2 separate regions of the Mus musculus genome follow, and region 2 is linked to region 1. The links are chromatin loops, found by intact Hi-C in ENCODE. Cell type or tissue: heart. All regions are shown on one strand. Each heading gives the region's core, and the rest is flanking DNA. Links, peaks and the distances in the headings are about the cores only.

What was found. A loop is a pair of places that touch in the nucleus more often than their neighbours do. Peaks named below come from ENCODE experiments on the same cell type or tissue, not always from the same donor. Only the 100,000 strongest peaks of a DNase experiment are listed, where the experiment ranks them.
Region 2: a loop joins it to region 1, with 2.0 times the contacts of the local background. A loop is called at or near these places in 3 of 42 quality-filtered maps.

The regions. Positions count from the first base shown.
Region 1 is chr6:90,714,979-90,726,852 of GRCm38, reverse strand. The region is part of intron 1 of Iqsec1 (IQ motif and Sec7 domain 1); the gene reads left to right. Among named protein-coding and RNA genes, the nearest start is that of Iqsec1, 89 kb to the left of the region's middle. In heart, for the core only: a CTCF peak has its summit at 5,276 (motif pointing right); DNase peaks (open chromatin) are centred at 5,318, 5,662, 8,127 and 8,952; H3K27ac peaks cover 31 bases.
Region 2 is chr6:90,465,218-90,477,091 of GRCm38, reverse strand. Klf15 (Kruppel-like factor 15) reads right to left here. Exons shown (of 3, transcript NM_023184.4): 2 at 9,569-10,672; 3 at 1,854-2,972. The coding sequence starts at 10,647. The coding sequence ends at 2,804. Among named protein-coding and RNA genes, the nearest start is that of Klf15, 8.6 kb to the right of the region's middle. In heart, for the core only: no CTCF peak of the experiment used is centred there; DNase peaks (open chromatin) are centred at 2,461, 4,631, 5,711, 8,641 and 2 weaker places; H3K27ac peaks cover 1,538 bases.

The sequences.
Region 1 (11,874 bases), core at 1,726-9,725:
TACTCTGCTGCTGAGCCACATCCCAGTTCCTCAGCCCCCCACTTCTCCACATGGACTGTGAGGATGAGATCAGACAGCGTCTGACACCTTGTACAGCCTGCTGTTTCTCACTTGGCCCTAGGACATAGACATCATTATCTTCTATGTGGAGAGGGCTTGAAGTTCAGAGAGGACCTTAATTTGCCCAAGTTGCACAGCTAGAAAATGGCAGAGCCAGGAATCAAAGGCGGAGCCGGCAGGTGCCAGATGCCTCTCTGGCTGTATCTTCTACAGCCTCACTAGGGAGCAGCCCTCGGACTGGCTGTGTGGCTTTGTTTGTTCCCTTACTGTTCTGACTCCCACTCTGCTTTTCTATGGTTGAAACTCACCTGAAATGAATCTGTTGTAGGAAAAAAAGAAAGAACATTGGCTTTGAGCCCCAGCACACACACAAGGCAGGCTCAGGGGCTGGAGGTAGAGACACTTTGTTTTGCCTTTCTTCATCTCCTGTCTTGGTCTTCCCACCATTTTCCAAAAGAGCTTTGTCCTGCAGCAGAGCTTTGGTCCCAGTGTCCCACATACACAAGCCCTGATTGCTCCTCTAGAACCTGTGTGCTCTGTCTAGCGCTGCTTGGATCAGCTGTGTGACCCTGGGCAAGGGAATTAACCTGTCTACCGCCACTGCCTGCTGAATGGGATATGGTCAAGATTAGGTGCAGTCACATTTAGATACCTTAGCTTTGTCTTTTTGTTTGTTTCCTTTGTTTGTTTGTTGTTGCTTTTGCAGAACACAGTCCCCCCCAGTTAAGTGTCTTGCCCTTCAGTTTCCTATTGGTTTTGTTTACATTTATATATCTTTATATTGTATTATATTAATTTATTTTATAATTTATAATTATATATTTATACAATTTATATAAGTATATAATACATAACATATTTATTATTCTTTTAGTCATAAGTTGAGATGCTTCAGAGACATTCTTAGCCCATGCCTTCTAGGCACTATAAGCCCTTTAGAAAGAGGGCAGCTCCTTCAAAGGGGCCCCAAGCTGATGCCACTGCCACTGAGCCTATCCCATCCCCCATGCCTCCTGTGGCCACTCTTGCTTGTTCAGACATTAATTGGTTAGCCTGCAGCCATAAGCCCCAGGCAGTTCCAGCCCTGCCACAGAGGTACTTGTGGCTCTTAGGTTATTGGGTACTGCTTGTACTGTGTGACCTTGGGTCTTTTTCGGGTGTTTTGCACTGTCTGAGCCTCAGTCCATCCAGTATTAGGAGAGTCAGAGTTACCCTGGTCTCCTGGGGGAGTTCTCACCTGAGAAGGCATGCCCAGAATGGTAGTGCTGGCTCTGCTTGTTCATTTCTCATCCTGTGTGTGGATGGGCACTCCTAGAGGCTCAGCCACACAGGGGCACCCCAGGAACAACAGTGTATAGCTGACTGGCCACAAAAAGAGAAAATGCAAATAATGGAAAGTAGCCATTGTCCATGGCGTATGGGATGTATGGGTGGCAGGCTACTTAGCCAGGATGGCTCAGTTGTTAAGCTCCTCTTAGTGTCCTCAAAGCATGGAATGGTGTGGGAGTCAGGAAGACAACCCAGCAAGCCCAGCCCCTCTCCTGACTGTATGGTGTACTCAGTGTGAATTACTAGTAACCAGGGAAATAGTCTCTGAGGTGACACAGCTGGTGGCTGGTACGCTGAGCAAACACTATATGCTGGAAAGTATAAATTGCCTACCCAGCACACCAGGGGCCCAGCCCTTGATGTCTTTGCTGTTAAACATAAATTACGGTTGACTATGAAAATTGGTAGAGACCAGAAGGGTGTGTGGGTTGTGACACTTAGAAGATGCTGGCCACAGGATCTGAGAGGCCCCTTAGCGTATTCTGGGTAGCTCTCTCACTAGCCCAAGGCCCACATGCTTGCAAGGCTCTGAGATTTCTCCTAAGCCAGCAGCAAGCCTATGGTTAAATTCTAGCTCTGCCAGACTGGCTTGAAGCAATTAATTTGGTTTCCTAGGTGTCAGTTTCTCCATAAACTGAAGAGAGGATGCTGAGAGAGTTTCAGGGACAGCATTAGGTCAAACCAGTACTGCCTAGGGCACCAGTACTTCTGGGATCCTGACTGCTACTTCTAGTCTTGGCCTGCAGTGGGTAGCAGGGGGCTGGGGCACAACCCAATTCCTCCCTAAAGTGGATATAGGAAGGGGAGACCTCCCTTGCCCAGCCCCTGTCAGCCTCCTCACTTGCCTTGGACAACCCTTTGTCTTTGACCATATTTGACTGTACCAATTCTTAAAGCACGTGGTGTGTGCTCAGATTTACAGAGCAGAGTGCTGACAATGTAAAATTCAGGACACAGGTGAGCTTCCAGGTGGGCTACAGACTCCATACCAGGGGACACCTGGAGGAGTCACTCTCCTTCCACGCCCCTCACAACACTTCTGGCTGCTTTGAGACCAAGAAAGGGTTAGTTACCTTTCTTGATTATATGCATAGTAGCATTACTATATGCTCTGCAGCTAAGGCTATCAAAGCACGCACATGAGCATGCAGCCCCAACTTATGCCACATCCTCCTCACCAGGGGTGACCACTGTCCAGGGTGCATACTCAACCATGCACACATCCCCTCCTTTGTGTTTTCTTTCTGCCATGCAGTATATGGAACGTCCAGCCTTGTGCATGCTAAGCTAATGCTACGCCTCCAAGCCATACTTCCAACACTCCTTTCTCTCAACGTAGCATTCTTCTGCTTCCTCTTCATTTAGCAAGGTTTCTCAAAGGTCAACCCCTAACAGGTGTAGAGAGCATCTTTCTTTTCGAATGGTTGATGAGCAGCCTTCCATCAGCTGGATTCTCTCCCCTTGCCCATCTCCAGCCCATACAAGATGGAGCAGGCTTCTGTAGCAATGTCTGCTCCCGTTGGTTTTGTAACATGTGAACATGCACTTTGTGCCGAGGGCTGCTTGAGGGGAGCTGTTAAACTGGCTTTCGACAAAGATGATCCTTGTGGTAGCTGGGCAGCTGCAGTGTGACTGTAAGGAACATTCACCTGGGGATGGGCTGTATCCTGCTGCTGCCTGCCACCCAACATGCATGTGTCATTCACCTTACTGGCTTAAGGTGGGCTCCATCACTTACAAGTGTCTTTCTTAGGGAAAAACTCACCTTCTGGGTGCCAAAGCCTCTGTGATCAAACAGGAAAACAAGCCCCATGTTGTAGAATTGCCTTCAGGAATATGTGAACTCAAAGAGCTGGCTGACACCAAAACCTCCACTCCTCTCACCCAGGCAAGCCTACGCCTCCTGAGGACAGGCCTGTATCTGCATCCTGAGAGGCCAAGGATGGGCCTGCCTTGCAACAGGTGGAGATAATGCTGGAGATAATATTTCAGGTTCACATCAAATGTGCCTCCACCCTTCCAGGATCCCACCTCAGTCATTCACAGCCAGTGGGCTGGGATCACACTGGTCGAAGTCTTCTTCCCCACTGGGACAAAAGAAGGTGTTGTTTAAATCAATTATATAGAGAAGATTGCAGGAGGAATGTTAACCCACTTAAGAGTGGCTGGTGTCTCAGGAGCCCTTAATGGCATCTATTTGCCAGGCAGGCGCCCCAGCCCTTGTTATAAAGGAACACATCTATTCATTAAGCTGAGGCCGCCAGGCCCAGGCCTGGCACCACCCAGCCAGCTGCTCTTGGCTGTGAATTCAGTGCTTAGGAATAAACGGGCCTGTTCTGCAGTGGGAAAATCAAGTGGAATGGTCTGCAGGAGGGCAAACTCTTGCAGCATTCCAGATAGGTTTTTCTAGATTCCCTCTATTTCTCTGCCTGCTTTAATAGGCAGGCAAGCCCTTGTTTAGGTAGAGCTGGATGGAAAGAAATCTATGCCAACCGTGACCATGGTTTCAGTGTATTTTGTCTTGTTTATAAGCTTCAACCAGCGGGCTTCCTTTCATGTTGGGCCCTCCCAGTACACTACACACGGGACCAGCAGTTTTTGCTTCACCTGGCTTTTCTAGAATCTTCAGAGTACAGAAGGGTGAAGGAATCTCTCAACAATGCTTATTGATCACCTACTATAGCCCAGGAACAGAGGTGAGCCAACGGTTTCAGAATATCACTCTGGTGGAAGTGACCACCAGCACACAAGTGCTAAGCAAGGTGATTATGGACCAGGGTGAACTCATTCCTTCATCTGTTTTTGACATAGGATCATGTTCATGGCCCTATGCTTGTAGTAATCTTCATTTTTGTAGTAATTTTCCTCTGTCTTATGAACCTTAATGCTGAAGTAGTGGAGGTCCCCTGGCAGTTTGAGCATATGAGCATATGGGTGCTGTCTTTGAGATCTCCTTTTCAATCATCTCCCACCCAAACCAAACTCATCCTTGGTCCCAACTCCTTGGAAATGCTCACCCCTAGGTCCTCTGAGTGTTGGCTTGACCTGAGGACCCACATATTAAAGAGGACATGGAGAGGTACTAGCAGCTGGGACGTGAAGGAAAAGGTAAGGGTGACCTCTGTTGGGACTCCAACTGAGTTCCCAGGATGGCCTGGCAGGGCTGGCTCCCAGGTGCCCCTGTTCTTCTCTGTCTGCCCTCTATGATGGGATGGAGCAGTGTAATGTGGCAGTGTAAAGAAAAGGGAGCAGACTACATATGGGCAAAGCACCCAGGCATGGAGGGTGGGGGGTTGCAACTTTTGAGTTTTTACTGAGACCCTGAGGTGCAGGTTGTCATGCTACAGAGGAGGAGGCTGACACTGATTAGGGATTGTCCATGACCACAGTGCAGGGACAAAGTGGAAGTCTGACCTATCTCTATATGATAATCAACCAGAGGGAGGCAGCCCCCTGAAAGAGCTTCCAAAGCCTAGCTATGAAGGCTCAATAGAACATTTAGCAAGCACAGACTTGGGACACCAGCCCTGGGTTCAAATTCTTCACTCACTTTTGCTCTTAACTCTGCCAAGTCCAGATCTCTTTCTTCTGGATCATGGTACACGTAGTCCAGGGCCTGCATCTAATTAGTACCTGGAGTCTAACTTCATGGTTAAGATCATGATTGGGAGCCAAGAGGAGAGGTGGGGAGGAAGGAAAGAGATTGGACAACCTGTCCAAGATCCAAGAGCACACACTTAAACTATTGGTGCTTTGGACCATACCAAAGCTATTAGGCCTCAAGCTATGAGCATCCCCACTGTAGGAAGAAAGGGTGCATGCTGGCTGCTTTTGAGTTCTTGCCCCGTGGGAAGAGGTAAGGGTGGAGGAAGGAAGGAACTTTCAGGCTCCAGGGGGCGCCCTTGTCTTGGGCCTGGCTATGTGCAGTAGGGTCACTACTACACTTCGCAGGTACCTTTGTGCTGAAAATGCTATGAGCATGAGGAACATGGGGGGCTGGAGGGGTGCCAGAGATCATCCCATATCTTCCCTGAAGACCTGATGTAGCTTCCTTCAACCACTCCCTCAGGAGAAATAGGCTAGGACAAGGAGCTAAAGTGAGGAGTACTTTTGCTTGTTTGCTGAGGTTATGGGTGCTAGAATTGAAATATGTGAGGCACTGTGTGTGTGTATGTGTGTGTGTGTATGTGTGTGTGTCCCGTGGACAGCTGGTGGCTGACAGAGGTAGCGGATGGCTGCATTTCCTCCTCAAGCTGTTGGGCCCTTCATCCAGCAGGAAGACTGGCCTTGAGCCATTTCCTTTGCCCTTAGACAAAGACTGATAGTTCATATGACTGTACTTTGGAAGCCACAAGCCCATCCCCTGGGTTCCAGGACATCAGGCCCAGTTCATCTGGATAGGACAGCAGGCTACAGAGCAAGAGCCTCTGAGGTTCCTCTTATTCTCAAGTTCATCCAGGCCCCATATGTATGTTTCTTCTGTGAAAACTAACTCAAATTCTGAAATGGGAAGTTGGCCCCTGTTAGAAAGACGTTGGTTTACCTGCGAGTGTTTCTGTCCTGGGGGACGCATGGCCTGCCTCCCTAAGAGGTCACACCCTTAGACTTCTGGGTCTGTTTCTGTTGTCTGTCTCCCTAGTTTGGGTGATTTGTATTTGTTTGGTTTTGAAACAGGGTCTCATTTCATGGCCCAGGCTGGTCTCAGATTCAAAGGTGCAGGTAATCTTCCTGCATCAACATTCCAAGGAGCTGGGACCATAGCTGTAGTGATGCAGCCTGGCTTTGTGTACCTTCTTCACTGCAGCCAAGTCACATGCCTAAGTGCCACTCCATGCTGAGTTAGAATGGAGGATTTTAAAGCCATCCACTCTGGATTATCTGCCCTACTGTCCAGGTCCCTGACTGCTACCAAGGCAATGTGCCTATGTCACTGACAGTGTGTCTAGTACATGCCCACACAGTCCTGGGTGCCCTACAGCAGTCCATTTGTACCTAAGTTTCCCTGCTCATACATGAGGGTTTGGGCTCAGGGAAGGCCACTCAGCTTCCCCTTCCTCACAGAGCCCGCTGTGATAGGAAGTTTCCAGCTGAGTGGTCAGTCACACGTTAATGATTAGCAGGCAGGAAGTGGGCAGCTTGAGTCTATGAAGATGTTCCAGGTGATCTTCCTGGACACCTGCAAGATACAGCCAGGTCAGAGCCTCACTGCAGTCCTAGAGATTACTCAAGTGCCAGCTAGAGTCGGGCCCTCTGTGAGCCAGCTCTGGGGCTTAAAGACGTTCTTTGAGGTCACTAAGCATTTCTCCAGTCCTTTGCAGATTGAGTTCTTTGCTGTACGAGGGTTTTACAGAGTAATAAACATGATTTAAACTTCCAAAATTTAAAACTAGGCTGGAGAGATGGCTCAATGTTAAGAGCCCATACTGTTCTTTCACAGAACCTGAGTTCATTTCCCAGCATGCATGTCAGGTGGTATGTAGCTTACCTGCAATGTTAGCTTCAGGGAGTCCAGTGCCCTCTCATGGTCTCTACATATACCTTTACTCATATGTACATATTTCCATAAGACAGACAGACAGACAGACAGACAGATACCTAAAAATAATAACAATAAATATTAATGTTTTTCTAAAACTATCAGAGCTCAGACAGTGTAAGTCTCTTCCTCTTCCCCACCGCCGTCCCAGTCAGGCTTCTGGTGCAGAGGACCAGGACTTTCTGGGATCCCCAGGTTCCCTTCCCATGGCAAATTCTTCCTTGTGTCTCTTGTAAACAACGATCTGGGAGGTCTGTGGTGTGGCTCAGTGGCAGAGTGCTTTCCCAGCACATCCCAAGCCCTGCTTAGCCGAAAGCAAGCACAATCTCAGTGTCATGTGACTTTGGTGCTGTGGAAGCGTGTTCCATGTTCCATCTGACTAAACACAGCATGTTTTATGGCCTTCATCCTTTAATGCTCCATGTATCTTCTAATGTTCCTGTCACTGCCATCTCTGACAGAGCATTGAAATGTTATGGCCACTGTCTGTTTAGTGTGGGCTTCCGCAGATGGGTCAAGCAGCATTGCAGGATCCATTTCTGAGAATAAGGATTAGGCTCTCACGTGCATAGACTACCTATCTAGCCTGTTGATTTCCTTGCATCTTCCGCCACAGTGTTTGCATTCTACTTTGGCAGTTCCTGCCCAGGTACTAGGTATGGTTGGGTGGGTGGGTGGACAAATTTTACTAAGTGACTAGGGCCACTGTGAGTCTCCTGGGAGACTTGAGATCCTTTTGGGAAGGACTGGATAACTTTACAGAAGACATGTCTCCTTTGCAACTCTTTAGCTAATTAGTGCAAGACAATGACTCCCTTATAATAAAACTTTATTAAGACAAAGACAAGACAGCTGAATCTAGGTCTCAGGCAAACCTTTTGATATATGTAGCTGCTAGGTACCTTGGGAACCAGGTTCCCCTGAGTAGGCACAGGGATGGCTTCAGGAAGGATAGGGCCAGCCCTTCCTCTCATCTATAACATAGTTTACTCACATAAAGAGGGGGCTCAGTAGAGTAACTGGGGTTAAAGAGGGAGGGGGGTAGTCTGATGGCTGTCTGGGAGAAGGGCCATGAAATTTGAACCCCAAAGTCTCAGCCATGTGCCAGGCAGAACAAGGGTTAGGACTGAGTAAAGCTTAGCAGTAAGAAGCTTACGATTGCTTACTGTTGGCAAGGCGGGCAGGAGGGGCAATGAGGCAGTGCTGGGGAGGTGGCCTATAGCCAGGCCACATGAGCCTCAGCCAGCTGTGCAGAGGAGCTGGGCTTCACCCTGACAGCTTGGGATGTCACATGTCTGGCCAAGGAGAGCAGAGAGACTGTCAGAAGCCAAGAGGATGGTAATATGTCGGGATTATGGAATGTAAAACAGGCCAAAGCAATCAGCTCAGGACTAAAACCCAGGCCCAAATTATGGGACTAAACATTTTTATGACTTTGTTGCTTCCTGCATCCCTTAGAGAAGCTCTGACTTATTTCTCAAGACCTAAACCAAAATGTCCCATCATTATGCCCTTTCTAGGGGCAGTAACACCATGTTAGGGGATACTTGTTACCATAGTGTCTCCTTATGTACTCTTCATGTACTTCTGTACTCCTTCATGTACTCCTTATGTACTCCTTCATGAGAACAGAGTACATGCTTCTTAATGCTGGGTAAATTAAGCAGTATATTGAATCAGCTGGGGTAGAGATGTCTGATGACCTAACACTCTGAGGAAACTGAGACCCTGGGGGCTAATAAATTTGCCTAAATGACAAAAGTAAGGACTGATTCTGTCTGGGCTAGTCATTTCTGCAGAAAAGTTGGCATTCCCTGTGTCTCCCAGCCAAGGCTTTCCTCCCTCACAGTCACTATCATTTGTGAGAGAGAGAGAGAGAGAGAGAGAGAGAGAGAGAGAGAGAGAGAGAGAGAGTTAGTTCAAGAAGATGAAGTCAGAAGATAGAGTTTAGTTTCCAAGGAGTCACCCCACCACCATACCACGTGCTCACAGGAAAGCACACCCCATCTAAATCCCAGCCTGGTTGGCTGCTTGCCCTGGCCCTTTGAGAAGTGCCTGGAATTCCTGGTGGATATGAATGGAGAGACTGAAGCATGCTTCCATGAAGTTCCTGAAGCTGGGCCTGGGGGATCCTCTTGATTCTATTTAGTATCACCTTATTATTAGAGGGAAGTTTGGACAGAGTTGGGAGTTTTCTTCTGGCCTCTCCACATGTAGCTACTACAGTCTGGTCTCCTGACACCTTCCTACTTTACCCTAGCTAAGCAAATGCCAGCTGTGGCCACCATGTGCATGGGAACCTTCCAAAGTGAATGATAAATGGTATTACTTCACACATTCATTCCTAGGGGCCACTGGGGCCAGGCATCCTTCAGGGTCATCCACTGGCCACTGGATATGTATTCTTTGTAGAAATGTCATTCTCATCCTTTATCTTTTGCTGAAAATCAGCCTTCTAACTGATGAGCAAGAGTTCTTTATGGGAGACAGTCCCTAGAGTATTGTCAGATCTGATATGCAAGTATTTCTTCCCACTCTGTAGTCTCTGGGTTTTTGTTGTTTGTGTTTTGGATCTAGGTCTCACAGCATAGCCCAGGCTGGTCTTGAACTCAGGTTCCTCTTGACTCAGTCCCCTAGGATCTGATATTACACAGACTTGTGTCACCATGAACAGCCTGTGTATTTTTAACATTGATGGGTACAAGATGCCCCCATGTTGTGACTCCCACAGTTTCCCTACTCCCTCAGGAAATGGTCTTGCAGGTGGGGTGTTCAGGCTGGATGTCTTCTGTATATGTGCATTCCACCAGTGTGGGTACTGGGCACATCACCTGCCCTCTGTGTTATGAGCAAGTTAAACACACAAGAGTCAGCAAGCTGTGAGAGCTTGGAGAGGGGGAGGAGAAGGCAAGGAAGGGCCCTCAGCTTCAGTCTCCTCATCAGTGAATGAGGCCCGGAGTAACACTTTACAGTGTTGCCCACTGGCCCCATTACCAGTAAAGTACTCTACGATGCTGATCATTATTACTTCTAGCACGTCCCTGGCCGTAAAGGGTGTGTGAATATGTTTAGAAAGAACCAACTGTCTTTCCTCCAGATTTGGGATAGGCGCTCCAGAGCCCTGGAACTTGTTGCTCCGCTATTTGGGGGATGCAAAGTTGTGTACACTGAAGCCAGTCGGGATTGGCACACGTTGAGGTTTTCAGCGCATTCTACCTGTTGCGCTTACAAGTGTGGAAGACACCCAGTACATCAACCAATACAGCAAGCCTGGGATTCTGGGATTCTGATGTTATGGGAACAAGAGCAGAATCTGCGCTTCTCCCGGAACTCACGGCTCTGGCCACGCCCCCACAAGAGCCCCACCTCCGCCCCTGCAGCCCCGCCCCCTCCCGGCCACATTCCTCAGGCCGGACTTGAGCTACGCCTGGCAGGCGGCGGCGGAAGGGTCGCACCGGGCCGGTGATTGGACTAGCAGGCCTAGGGCTGCGTGAACCTGCAGGCGCAGGGCAGGAGGGACCGGCGAAGGCGCGTGGCGGGCGGAAGGGCTTTCCGGGATCGGCCCCAGGGTCCGGCGACCGCGGGGGGAGTCGCGGGCGCGCGGCTCGGCCTGGGTCCCCGTGCGCCGGCCCGGGCCGTTCCTGTGGCGGTCGTCATGTGGTGCCTGCACTGCAACTCAGAGAGGACCCAGTCCTTGCTGGAGCTGGAGCTTGACAGCGGGTAAGGCCAGGCGAGGGCGGAGGCCAGCGGGAGGAGGTGGGCCCCAGCCACAGTGGGCTTGCCAGCGGTGGGGATCTTGCAAGTGGGTGCCAGAAGTGGGCTGCGGGATGGGTGTAACTGTTGGGGCAGGGCGCCTAGCCTGCCTGCCAGAAACGGGACTCTGTTAGGAGAAAAGTGGGTTGTAGGCATAGGAGTTCTGTCCTGTGAAATGAGTGGGAAACTACATTCGGTGTGTATGTAAAGGGCAAGACAGCAAATGGCCAGGAGTCTGTGTCAGAGAGGCTACCCAGTTCTGCCTGTGTCTTCTGTCTGATTTCGGTGCACAGACTGCTTAGGGGCCTCTCCTACAAGTCTGTTTGTTGGAAACCTTGGGTCTGTCTGCATTTATATATCTACTCTGTCAGGGAGACTCCAGCAAGAAGTGTTCTAGGTGAGTGTGGTGTGTGTGTGTGTGTGTGTGTGTGTTTGTGTATTAGATACCACACACCTGGAAGGCCACCTGGGAGTTGCGGGTACCTGGAGTTTGTGTGGCTGCTGTTTTTGACCAAATACAGATGTGAATGGGCTGCTAGCTGGGAGGGTGGTGGTGTTTACATGCTGGAATAAAGCTTATGCCTGTCCAGGAAGGAGTCTGATGGCTCAGAGAAGTGGGCCAGTCTTGATTTTAGGGGCCTATGGAAGGCTGTCTGAGTACCCTAGGCCTGGGTTTATGGTGAGAGGGAGACTGTGTGTGTATGTGCTAGGAATATTGATTTCCTTTTGCTCGGCAGCACAGCTGCCCCTGAGCTGTCTGCAGCCCCCTCCTTGAGCAGGGGTGTGAGGCTGAGAGGATTTGTTGACAAGTAGACTGGGCCTCTCTGGGGGAAGCCCACCTAGAGCCTTTTAATTTTATTTAAAAGTTTCCCCAAAGCCTGCTTAGCAGTTGCAATGGAACATGAGTGTATTTTGCAGTACCTCACGCCTGGAGTTCTGGACCTGAAGCTTATGTGAACTGTGAGGAGGGGGCCCATTTCCTAAACCCAGTACTGCAAACATCTGAGGCCAAAGCCAGGCAAGATGCAGCTGCAGGACCATCTGTGTTGAGTTGCAGGCTTCGCTTGGAATTGGGGTTCACCATCAGATCCCACGGGTGCTCAACACCTTCCACACTTCCTCAGCTGTCCCATCCAGTGTTTTGCACTCCTGTCCTGTGGTACGAACACCCTCATATTGCAAGAGAGCAAAGAGTT
Region 2 (11,874 bases), core at 1,738-9,737, 250 kb after region 1:
CATCGTGCTTCTGAAGCCAGCAGCTGATCACAGTTCAGTTCCTCAAGGCGTCCAGGAGAGTTCAAAGTAGCCGGCGGCTATGAGGGCAACTGGCAATTTGCCTGGCTGGCAGTCCACCACATACGGCAGCCTGGCACCAGGGAAAGGTGTGACAGCTGTCAATTGGGGAGTCTAATTACTCCAGCTCCTCACAACTCAGTTTATTTAAAAGGAAAACAACATGAAAAGGGATTGCTTATCATTACCATTAACGTTAAAATTACTACTAGAATTTCACAGTGTTCTGCTCTTAACTAAAACCTTGAGAGAGATTTGGGTCGTTTTACCTGTTTCATAATCTTCCAGATTCTTCTCCTATCACAAATAATTGCAGGGCCACGGGACTATGTCTCCTTCTGCCTTCTCAGCACCTAGAATAGGACAAAGACTTCTCTTCCAGCCACTGAAAGCATTGAGAGCAGTTTCCCAGACTCTATGCCGTTGCAACATAGGCTTGAACCCCTCACTTACCATTAACCATCATGCTACCAGGGGCTTTGTCATCAGCCTCTTGTGCAAGGTCCAGTGGCAATCGGGAGTAGCAGAAACCCACCCAAAGTGGCAGCATTGAGAGGTTGGTTGAGGGAGGCTGCAGTAACCCTAACCCCTCTCTGTCTTGCTGTACCCCACCTCAGCCTCCCCTACAGTGTAGGGGTGAGAATACAGGACCCAGGTGAGGATCCTGGCAGCCCATCCACGCCCCTCCTCTCCCCAAGATGGTTTAGAGCCAAGCTGGATGGAAATACCCAGGTGATGTGCTGATGAGGGGAGGAACATGTCCATCCATTAATCCTCGGCCATGGTGGGCATGGTTTGTCTCTACCTCAATGCCACCAACATGACCATCACCTCCTCTGTCCCTGCAATGTCCCATGTATCTATGGCTGCATTGATTGTTTAATGATGAAGGGAAATTATGCTAACGCAGCTGGAAATCAATGTCTCATTTCCTCAGGGCTTGTTTGTCCTCAGAAGGTACATTCGGTCACAGGCAAAGGGCAGAGGTCACAAGCTGGTCAGATGGGATGTCCATTCTCTAATCAGATGTACTGGTCACACATGAATGCTCAATGACTGCCAGCTTTCACCGGACAGGACAGATTAGCAGGCCTACCCCAGGCCCCCAGAATAGTGGTCTCCACATTGTGAGAATATCCACATGGTATAGGGTCTTTCTGCTGAAAACCTACCTGCCAGCTGCTTCCAGATCTCTTGAGGGGCTCCTGGGAAATCCTGGCCCACACAGCATCCAGCTATTTTAGTGAGGTCAATAGGAAAAGTCCCCTCCTAGAAGGTTCTCACCTTACACTGTGCACAGGTGAACCAGGAAGGTCTTCCTGCAGCTGAGGTGCTGAGGTGGCTAGCCCTGGGCACCTCCCTGGGCTTATTCCCTTCAGACTCACAGCTTCCCTTTGTCCTCTGCTCCTTTTGATCTTAGAGCCCAGCCTGTAGAGGGTGTGTGCCTGGATGCAAACCTCCCAGGGAATTGGGGAGGCAGAGGAAGTGGCCTAAGGCCATCCCCTGCCTGGAGAAGACTCCTTAAATGTCAGAGTCACTGTTCAGGGAGGAAACCGCCCAGCTACTTTCTCCAGGAAGGCCAACAGAATGTATGATGCTAGCCTCACTCAGCACACAAAAGGGCCCAGCAGAGGTTTCAAATGGCAATGACATGCTGGCCTGAGCCACTCTGCATGGGTGACATCGGAGCATGCGCTGGAGAGAGCAAAGTCCACGAAGGGATCTGGAAGAAGCAGAGCCCCAGAATCACCCCCATGTCCCAGGCCAGTGGAGGAATACAGGGCCAAAAAATGGTAGAGTTCTTTTTTTTTTTCCTCTTTTTATTGGCAAAGTAAATATATTTTTTATGAAGGACCAAAGAAAATATACATAATTGTAACATATGTACACCAACTTTATAGAATTTTTTTAAATTTCAAATTTACACAAATGTCAACGTGTTATTAAAAGATATTTTATGTAGATGCGTACCTATGTACAGTTTATTTACATACATTCATAGGATGTGAAATAGACCTGTCAAAACAAGCTAGTTCAATTGGTACTAATTTCTAGTCCTGATGAGGAATGCAAATCTAGGTCAGACTGGGAGGCACTAACTAGTTGCTTGGCATCCACCAGACCTGTTCCCTTCTCCTCTCACCACAACCAGGAGGCTGGTGTCTGGTGTCTGGAGGAGGGTGAGCCAGGCTGGGTACGGCTGGCTATGGCTCCATTTGTCTTGCATTTAAGCACATGCATTACGGCCTAGAGCGAGGGTGGCCATCCTCCTGGACCCTCAAAGGCCTCTTGCATATGGCGGTCCTCACATCACAGTGCAGCCCTACGCTTTTTTGACCCACTTCCTTTTTCCCAGCATGGCTTGCTTCCTCTGGGAGCTACTATTTTGACACAGCCAAAACACTTCTTCCCCAGCAATGATGTTGACTTTGGCCCAGGTAGGGAGCCCAGTGGGAAGAGGGCAAGGGCCCCCCAAACACTGCTTCCAGCTGGCAGGAAGGCACAAAGGCACAAGGGCACAGGCCTGCCTGGGCCACCTGGGCCACCGGGGAACCAGCCCCCAGGGACCATAGGGACTCTAGGTCTTCCCCAGAAAGGCAGCCATGGTGGCTCTGGGTCATACCTCCTAAGATTCAGAAGGGGGAGGGGGCTGGTAATATTGTCACATCCTTCTGAAAAGAGGCAATAAGTTATTGCATTTAAAAACAAAACGTGGAGCTGGGGGAGGGAAGGGCGGCCACTGCGCTCAGTTGATGGCGCGTACTGCGCGGCTGCTTCGTGGGAAGCGATGCACTTTGATGTGTTTGGAGAGGTGGTCACTCCGCGCGAATTTCTTCTCGCACACGGGACACTGGTACGGCTTCACACCCGAGTGAGATCGCCGGTGCCTTGACAACTCATCTGAGCGGGAAAACCTGTGGGACATGGTGGTCAGCCAGGCCATCGTGGGCACTACCACAAAGGAATTCAAAGCCAGTGCCAAACAGGTGGAGGCGGGCTGGGGGTGGGTTGGAGGGCAGGTGACAGGAGGGTACTGGCAAAGCCAGAATGGAACTTAAGCTATTAGATCATGTTTATAGACACCCAAGGAGTTCTTGGCAAACCCCAGTGTCCCTGAGACCTCCTTGAGGACAAGAATCAAGGACCATGAGGCATGCAGGTTTGCTCTCCTGGCCAGTGCCTACTTCCCATGTATCTGGCTGTTCCACATGGGACGGGACCTAAGGCTGTTAGCCACCTGGGACTCGCTCTCCCATAGTCACTCAGTTGTCAAGTCCTTGGGCACTGGCTCACTCCTGCACTAGCAACAGCAGGTCAGCAGTGTTTGATCCACTGGCCCCACCTTCGCCTGAAGGAGGGGGCCCCAGATATATCCCTGAAAAGCCTGTGAAGATCAGCCAGAGGTGTCACAGGCCCAGCAATGGATGCAGACTCCTCAGACCACAGGGGTGCCTGGCTTCTCTGCTTCTGTTGGTGACAGGGAAGGACCTTAGATTTGTGCCTGCCAGGCTCTGGCACCCTGCAGATCTGGACACGAGGCCTTCTGAGTTGCCCCCAAATATACTTGCATGGTATTCCTAAGCATTTAAATGGTTTCCTGGAACACCCGTCTCTACATCACTCCAGGCCTGGGAACAGACATCCACAGGACAGGCAGGAACCAGAGCCAGGCTAAGATGCTCAGGCCGCTTGTCAATAACTTCCGGGACCTAAGATTCTATTTGGCTTCTGTTCTGCAACAGGATCTCCAGGACCTCACTACCCCACCACTACATATTTGGTTCGTCTATGCCTCACCTATTCGGACTTTATCCATCTCCCCTATGCCCTCCTCATCAGAGTTTAGCCCAAATGTCACCTCCCCAGGAGTCTGCATCCTTGACTCTCACAGCATCGTCCATCATTTGATTATCTTTCCTTTCGTGGGTGCTGGGGAATCGAAGCTTGACCATGCTAGACAAGCGTTGCACCATTGAGCTACACTATACCTTCAGCACCAGGGCATTTAAAAATTGGTCTCAGCATCTTGATGCTCAGCTGTCCCTAGACAGTGTCAGCTCCAGGAAGGAGGGCTCACTGCCAGTTCTCTGTGCTCAGGAAGGGAACTTAAGCAGAGGGACCTCAGCTGGCACCTCAGGTTGAGACAGGGTTGTCACACACTGTTCACTGCATACACTCCCAGGAACACCCAGGAGCTCCAGGCCTGGCACCCCGCTTCTAGACAGGGCCACTTGGTGATGCAGAATAGGTGGACAGCAGATGCATCACACTCTGCTGTCAAAGGCTATAGCCATCTCAGCCTGATTCTGTAGCAGGCCACACTGACCTCAGCCTGGGAAACATGAGAACAGTGGTACCGAGAGCAGGCAGGGCTCAGGACACCAAGGACCTCAATTTCCTGTGCTGCTGGCTGAGCAGGTAGAGCTACAGTGCAAGCTGCTGCCCCACAACCTTGTCCTGGGCACCAGGGGACCTGGTGCAGAGGTGTGAGCTGAGAACACCTGAGGCCAGAACAAGACCTCCTCACCTGGCCTGGTAATGCTGTTACCAGGACCCTGTGCCATAGTCGCATGCCTCAAGCAGGAGTTGGACACACACCTACGCTCAAGGAAGAACAGGTTTCACAGTCCCCACCCCAATGGTCCTGAGCATCCCCGACCTGAGTTTCCTCCCTCATTTCCTGCCTGCCTTCCAGGGAATGGGTAGCAGTCCTTTTGTTATATGACACCCTAGGAGGGACAGGCAGCTGAGAGGTAGCCATGCCAGAGAACAAGCTGTCCTCATTCCAGAAACCCTCTCTGCCACCATAACTTCTTGGTATCTGACAAGACTGTCCTTGTGACTGGACTAAAGATGACTCCTGCCTCACTGGGTCAAATCCTTTGATGACAGCCAGAGGAGAAGCCTAAGGCAACACTGGAGCAAGATATGAGAAATCTCGGCTAGGCAGGACACAGCCTTGGGATTGGTCTGGGTAGATGATAGCTTGTTAAACCTCAGTTTCCCTGCCTTGAGACAGAAATGACAACAGACCTATCTCAAAGGACGGTGGCCGTGAGGCTCCAGATGTGGTCATTTAAGAACTGTAAGCTCCTACTGGAGGCATGGGGTAGAGCACAGGGCCTGCCTGATACACGGCAAAGACCTGGTGCCTGGCATATGTGGGGCAGGCTCATGACAACTGATATTGGGTCACAGAGCAAAAGCAAGCACAGGGGCAACAAGTAATGCCAGCATGGGAGCTGTGTGAAGACACCAGTTGTCATCTGTCAGAAAGCCACTGTCAACAGCCAAATCTCAGAAGCTGCAGGCCCTAAGGCTGTGTGTGTGGTATACAACCTGCAGATGTTATCTGGAGCATCTGCTAACCACAAGGCCAGAGGACACATCCCCTCTTATGGGCAACAGTCACGATGGCTAAAGACGCTGGCCTGAAACCAAACCGCTAAGTTTGAATCCTGTGTCCAGCTCCTCCAACAGTGGCTTTGGAGTCCACTGTCTCCCTTTGGGCCTCCTGTGTCCACCACGGACATCGGCAGAACATGCCACACAGGCTGCTGACAGCTATTAATATTCACTTTAGCTATGGCCCAGCGAGATTCTTTCTGGAAGGAGCGGCTTGGCCACTCTGGAACAGGATGTTCCACTGCAGGGAACAAAGGAGGCCTATGTCTGCGAGCGAGCGAGAGAGGAAACTTCTAGGAAGGCGGCAAACAGCCACTTCCCAGATGGTTAGACCAGAACAGGCAGGCTGGCTTCAGTTCTTCCTGCACACAAACCTATGACCCAACAGTGAGAGAGAGAGAGGGAATCCTGGGTGCATAAAAGCAGAAGGCAGTGGGCTTTGGACTGGGACAGGTGCCACCTCAGCTGTGGAGCAGTCCCCTGGGCTGAGGAGTCGGGGGCAGGGCAGGGGCTCAGGCAAATTTAGGAATTCCGGGGCCCAGCGCCAGCAACAGCAGAGCCAGATGGGAAGCACAGAACATGCTGGGCCAACTAGGCCCAGCTGCAGGTGGAGGAGGGGCCTCTCCTCCTTAGAGGCTCTTCCAGGGAGGTGTGCAGGAGTGTGGAGAAGTACGGAGTCTAGCCTGAGTGAGGGAGCAAACAGCTGTTAAACTCCTCACTCTGGACTTCTCCTGCCCTGAGACAGGATTTCTCTGTGTAGCCCTAGATGTCTTGGAACTCATTCTGTACCAGGCTGGCCATAAACTCAGAGATCCTCCTGCCTCTGCCTCTGAGTGCTGGGATTAAAGGCGTGTGCCACCACCACCTGGCAACCCTGCCACTCTTAAGCAGCATGGCCACAGAGAATGTGCTTAACTGCTGTTTCCTCTTCTGGGCCCACGTCATAGTCTAATTTTAAGAGTTAAAGGAACTAATATACACCATGCCCTGCCAGGGCTGTTACCACCATTCTTGCTGCTGCTATCTCCTTTCCCACAGTCAGGAGCACAATAGAAAAAAAAAAAAAAAAAGCACAGCCCAGGGGCTGAGGACATGGCCCATTTGGCAAAGGGCTTGCTGTGCATACATGAGGAAGGACCCAAGTTTAGATCCCTGGCACTCACTAGACATAGTAGGGTCTACCCGGAATATGCAGTGCTGGTAGGGCAGAGGCAGCTAGAACTCACTGGCCAACCAGCTTAGCCAACCCTTGAGCTTCAGTGAGAGACCCTGTCTCAAAAAGCACGGTGCAGAGCTACTGAGGAAGACACAAGACAAGCATCTCTGGCCTTCATGTACATGTGTACCTGAACAAAGGAGCACACACACACACACACACACACACACACACACACACACACACTGAAAAAGCACAGCATACACTACACTATGGCCACTTCCATACCTGGCTGGACTGCTGGAGAATCAGTGGGCTATAGCACTCACAGGGCTGCACCCCACCCCCCAAACACTCATTAGGCACATCCCTGTGACAGATGACTGTTCTGTACCTCGATTTCCCTCTGTAGAACTGTTGTGAGGACGTGATGAACTAATGCCTGCGTTGGGGGTGCACAGCAAAGGCTGAGACACCATAGCATCCCTGGGCCCTTTGGGGTGGGAAGAGAGGCAGAGAGGAGAGGGGCATGGATGATCTTGCTTGAGAAAGGGGTAAAGCCAGGGAGCATGTAGGGGAGTGTGGGGAGCCAGAGCAGAAGGTTAGACTGGGATTCAAACACTCCAAGGTGTTCTCTGCCTTTTAGAGGTCAGATCGGTTTCAGGGAGTAATGGGCTACCGCAGAAGGTCACAGACAAGCGAAGGGGTTGGTGGGGGACTCTCCAAAGCTTGGAATCATCCCAACACACCGTGATGTGTAAGTGTGACCTGTCACTACCACCAACCATCTTCATTGCCATCTCATTCCATCCTGGCCAGATCCAGAGTCTCTGTGGGTCCATCTTCCCTCCTGACTGCAGTAAGGTATCTCTGCCCATCCCACAGCCTCTGGGTGGAAGACTGGCCATGCACAGGGAATTGCAAACCTTCTAAGCACAACCCCAGGCTTCTCTGATATCCAAGAAGATCCTAAGGAGCTCACACAATAACACAACCAGCCCTTTCCTGAGGCTGATGCTGCACAGGGACCTTGATCAGCATACCACGTCCCTAGTCTTGCTGAGTGGTTCTGCCTGAACAACGAATCTAGTGCAAGGCTCAGGGTCAGAGCTAAGGCCGTCCTTGGACACCTTGTGCTTCCTGGAGCAGCAATATGGTGGCAAGGACCTGTCTCCCAGCCCTCATCCTTGACAACATCTCATAGCCCGCAGCTCTGGCCTGGCCCCTTGCCCTCTGGAGATGCCACTTAAATAGGCAGCGCTGGTCAGAGTTCAGGGCAAGCAAGCCTCAGAGTTAGGACTGTTGGATAAGGCTATTCAGTGGCTTGCCCATAAGTCCCTGTGCGTGTGCACACCTGCCAGTTCCTAGGCAGGACACCTTTGGGGTTCTTCTTCAGAGTTTGACTGTGGGAAAGTGGAAGTTCACTTCATGAAAAGAGGGCACAGTGAGGACCCCCACACTAGCTCAGGGCTCCAGGAAACAAAAAGGGCCAGACAGGAAACCAGGGCCCCTGTCCCATTGCCCCCTCCAAACAGGGACTACTGCTCTTCCCTTGCTCAGTAAACACCCTTACCCCCAGGCCTCTCTGTCTGGGCTTTTCTTGCTCTACAACCCACCCACTTATTATCCCACAGACCTACACTGCATCTACTCACTAAAACAGGTGGCTCAGAGAGGTGGAGACCGCAGGTCTAGGGAGCCCAGCATTTGAAAAGTTGTGAGAAGACAGTGATGCCTCCCAGGAAGGGCCTCCACAACCCAAGACACTGCTGGGGGAAAGTTCCTTTTCTGACCAATTTGGAGTTGGAAGGGAAGTTCTGCCACTGTCATCCCTCCATGTTCAGTCTCAGCAGGGCAGCACCTGCCCTGGGGCCAGCACCACCAACTCAGAACCAAAGCCTGGCTCACAACACCACCTCTGTGACCTGGTATGACCCACACCAGGTACAAGACACATATGATCACACAATACATAAGCAGGTGTGCCCATACACAGCAGGCATCCATTCAAGTGATCTAGCTCTATGAGTCCTCAGCAGACACAGATGAACCACATCAGACAGAGATAGACAGGCACACACATACACTAACACTGCTGGCACACATCCTAGCTATGAAGGCCATATCACCCTAAATATGCAGGCCACCGGCCTCCTAAAGATAATGAGCAGCATTCAGAGGCCAGGCCAGGGTGACTGCAGGGTTCCATGGTCCCTGGCACCACATCTGGCCATCTGAGGCTCCTCTCCCTGAAGTGCTGGGCACCCTTTTGCCTGGAACATAAGTCTGAGGTATTCTGCCATCTTTGACCCCCTCATAGCCCAGCCATCTATCCTTCCTTCCAGTTGTCCTCCATGGCTTTCCAAACATACCTCCTTGTCCCCAGGAAGAAACAAAGCAAAGCTGAGCCCACACCCGTGAGCAGTTCTTGTCCCCGGGCTGGAGGGAAGTGTCATTTTCTAGTTCAAGTCTTGGGGCTCACAGTCCACTCAAGAGTGCTACGGCCTGGGTGGTTCTTAGCCAGTCAGTTTCCATGTACCTGACCAAAACTGTCATGGGTGTGATGGTAGTACTTACCTGGAGGTGCTGTAAGGCCTGCATGAGCCTCTGGCCTGTGCCCATGTGCCACCAAACTCAGCTGCCCCTTTGTTGCGTTTCCTTCCACTTCAGCCTAGCCCCTCATCTTCCTTCCATCCCAGCCTGAGAGATTCCACACAGCTCAAGCCTCAGCAAAACTTACCTGGTCTTTAAAGAGACCAGAGACCAGGTGGCTTCCAGATTTAGTCTCCAAGTGGGACAACAACTGTCATCTCTGATCCTGTCCCCTGCCCATCCCTTGCTCCTTTCCTAATCCACCTCATCTAATGGAGAAAGGGACCTTGTCATACACTCGGGGGAGCAGAGATGAACCTACTTGCTTGTGCCCAGCCTATCCAAAAAAATACTGACCTCCAGCCGCAGCCTGGCCAGGTGCAGGCAAAGGGCTTCTCGCCTGTGTGCCGACGCAGGTGGGCCTTGAGGTGGCTGCTCTTGGTGTACATCTTGCTGCAGCCTGGGAAAGTGCATTTGTGCATTTTGAGAAGTTCTGCTGCTGGGTTCTTGGGAAACTTCTGGCCCACAAGGAGGCCAGCAGGGCCGGGCCCTAGGGATCCTGAGCCAATAGGTTTGGCGGCAATGGGCACAGGCGCAATTCGCACAAACTTTGAGGGCAGGTTCAAGTTGGAGGATGGTACCACTTGAGGCAGGAGTGCAAAGGTCTGCCCCTGGATGTTGACTAGAAGCTGGGCGACCTTGACGCTCTCTGGGGCCTGCCCTGGGGAGGCTGGCCCTGTACCTGCCTCCTGCTTCACAGCAACAGGCTGGATCTGCAGTAGCACCGGCACGGGGCCATCATGTGCTGGCCCCTCACCTGCACTTTGGGCACCACCCCCACTCGTGCCACCTGGTGGTGGGGTACAGCGCTCTCTCCCAGCAGACTCTGGATGAAGGTGGCTCCGGTGTGACCCAGCTGAGAGCTGGCTACAGGTCTCCAGGTCCCTGCTACCGTTCTCTGGGGCCTCCTTGACCTCAGCCTCCATGTTCTCTTCCAGGAATTCTTCAATCTCCTCCAGGGTAGGCTGGAAGGGCCTGGAGACGTCATCAGTGTCCCCTGACAGAAATTCAGGGAAGCAGAAATGTTCCTCCTTCACAGGCACAGAGGCTCTCCTCCATGATCCCCAGGTCACAGGGCCACTGCTATCTCCAATACCTCCACTGCCACCACCACTGCCCAGTGTGGCCCGGGACAGGAGGAAATCCAAGATGCTGCCCTGGGCCTCAGGGCCTGGACCCGCACTGTAGCAGGAACAGAAGGCTTGCGAGTCAGGGCTGGCACAAGAGCAGGGGCTGGAGACATCGCTGTCATCCTCCGAGATGGGCGAGGGCAACATGTGGTATGGCTGCCGGCTGGCCAGCCTGTCCCCTAGGTAACCCACTGAGCATTTCGGTGACGAGAAGGTCTCGTCCACTGGAAGCAGGTGGTCCACCATGCTGGCCTGGCCGAGCCTGTGGTGACTGCAGAGAGGGAACAAGGGAGGCCAGGTTAGAAGGACTGCTTACCAGTGCCTTGCAGCCCTCACCCTCGGCTGCCTGCCCAAGGCCTCCTGTGGCCAAATGTCCAGATCCTGCTTCCATCCCAAGGGAGAATGGGGCCGGCGAGTATGTTTTCAAAAGTTGCATCACCCTATTTGCAAAAGAGCCCTCCCTCTCCAGGCCCGTTGCACAATCCAGGGCACTTCTGGTTTCAAACATTTTCCAGAATGATCCTGGAAAAGAATAAGACAAGGAACGCTCTTGTCCGCGAACAGCTGAGGCCACGAGGAGAGAGGGAGCCAGAGAGGGGAGGCCCTGAAAGTCGCCAGCCCCTGGACTCTGCTTCCTACCTTGAGTCAGAGAGGGGGTGAGAAAGGAAAAGGCCATTTGCATTCTGAGCTCAAGGTATTGGGGCTTCTGTAGGGTTTCCAGATTAAGCAAATAAAAACAGGCTGCTTGTTCGATGTTGACTTTAGATGTTCAAAAATGAACATCTGTGGATGTGAGCATGGTGTCCCCAGGACTGGAAGGGATGGGACACACATCTGTCTGGGCTGCCCATGCTTTAATCAGGTAGCCATACTTTAGAAAAAGATTAAAGACCATTTAAGTGCCTGCCTGCCTATGTGGTGTTTCTCCACAGTCTAGTTCTCAGACCTTTATCAAGAGTCGAGAGCCACCGTTCTCCATGACTGGGAAAAGTCTCACATACTTGAGCAAAAACCTCCTTCCACCATAACATCTAACACCTTCCTGCCATAATGAGCAAGGTCCAGCCCCTGGCTGTGAGTCCATAGAAGGTCAGAGAGCCCAGGTGTGGGTAACCTCCTTGAACCCTATAGCCGTTGGGAAGGATGGGGGTGACATTCGCCCTTGGCCAACGCATGAGAGCAGAGCCTCCTGTTCTGCCTCCCCAGCCCAGCTCTCCTGTCTGGGACACTCACCGACTTGGGGGGCTCAGCAGATGCCTGTGTCCCTTCTTGGCAGCACACTCTCCTGGGTCCCCAACACTCAGCACCACACCAGGTATCCAAGAGGGGCTCAGAGAGCGGGGATCGGAAGGAAAAGGGAAAGCTGTGTCCTCTGAAGCCAAAGGCCATACTAGGTCTGGTATCCAAGAAGAGTCAACAGTCTCTGGCTGTGATGGGGCCACCTCTCTGGACTTTTGTCCCGCCCAGTGACCA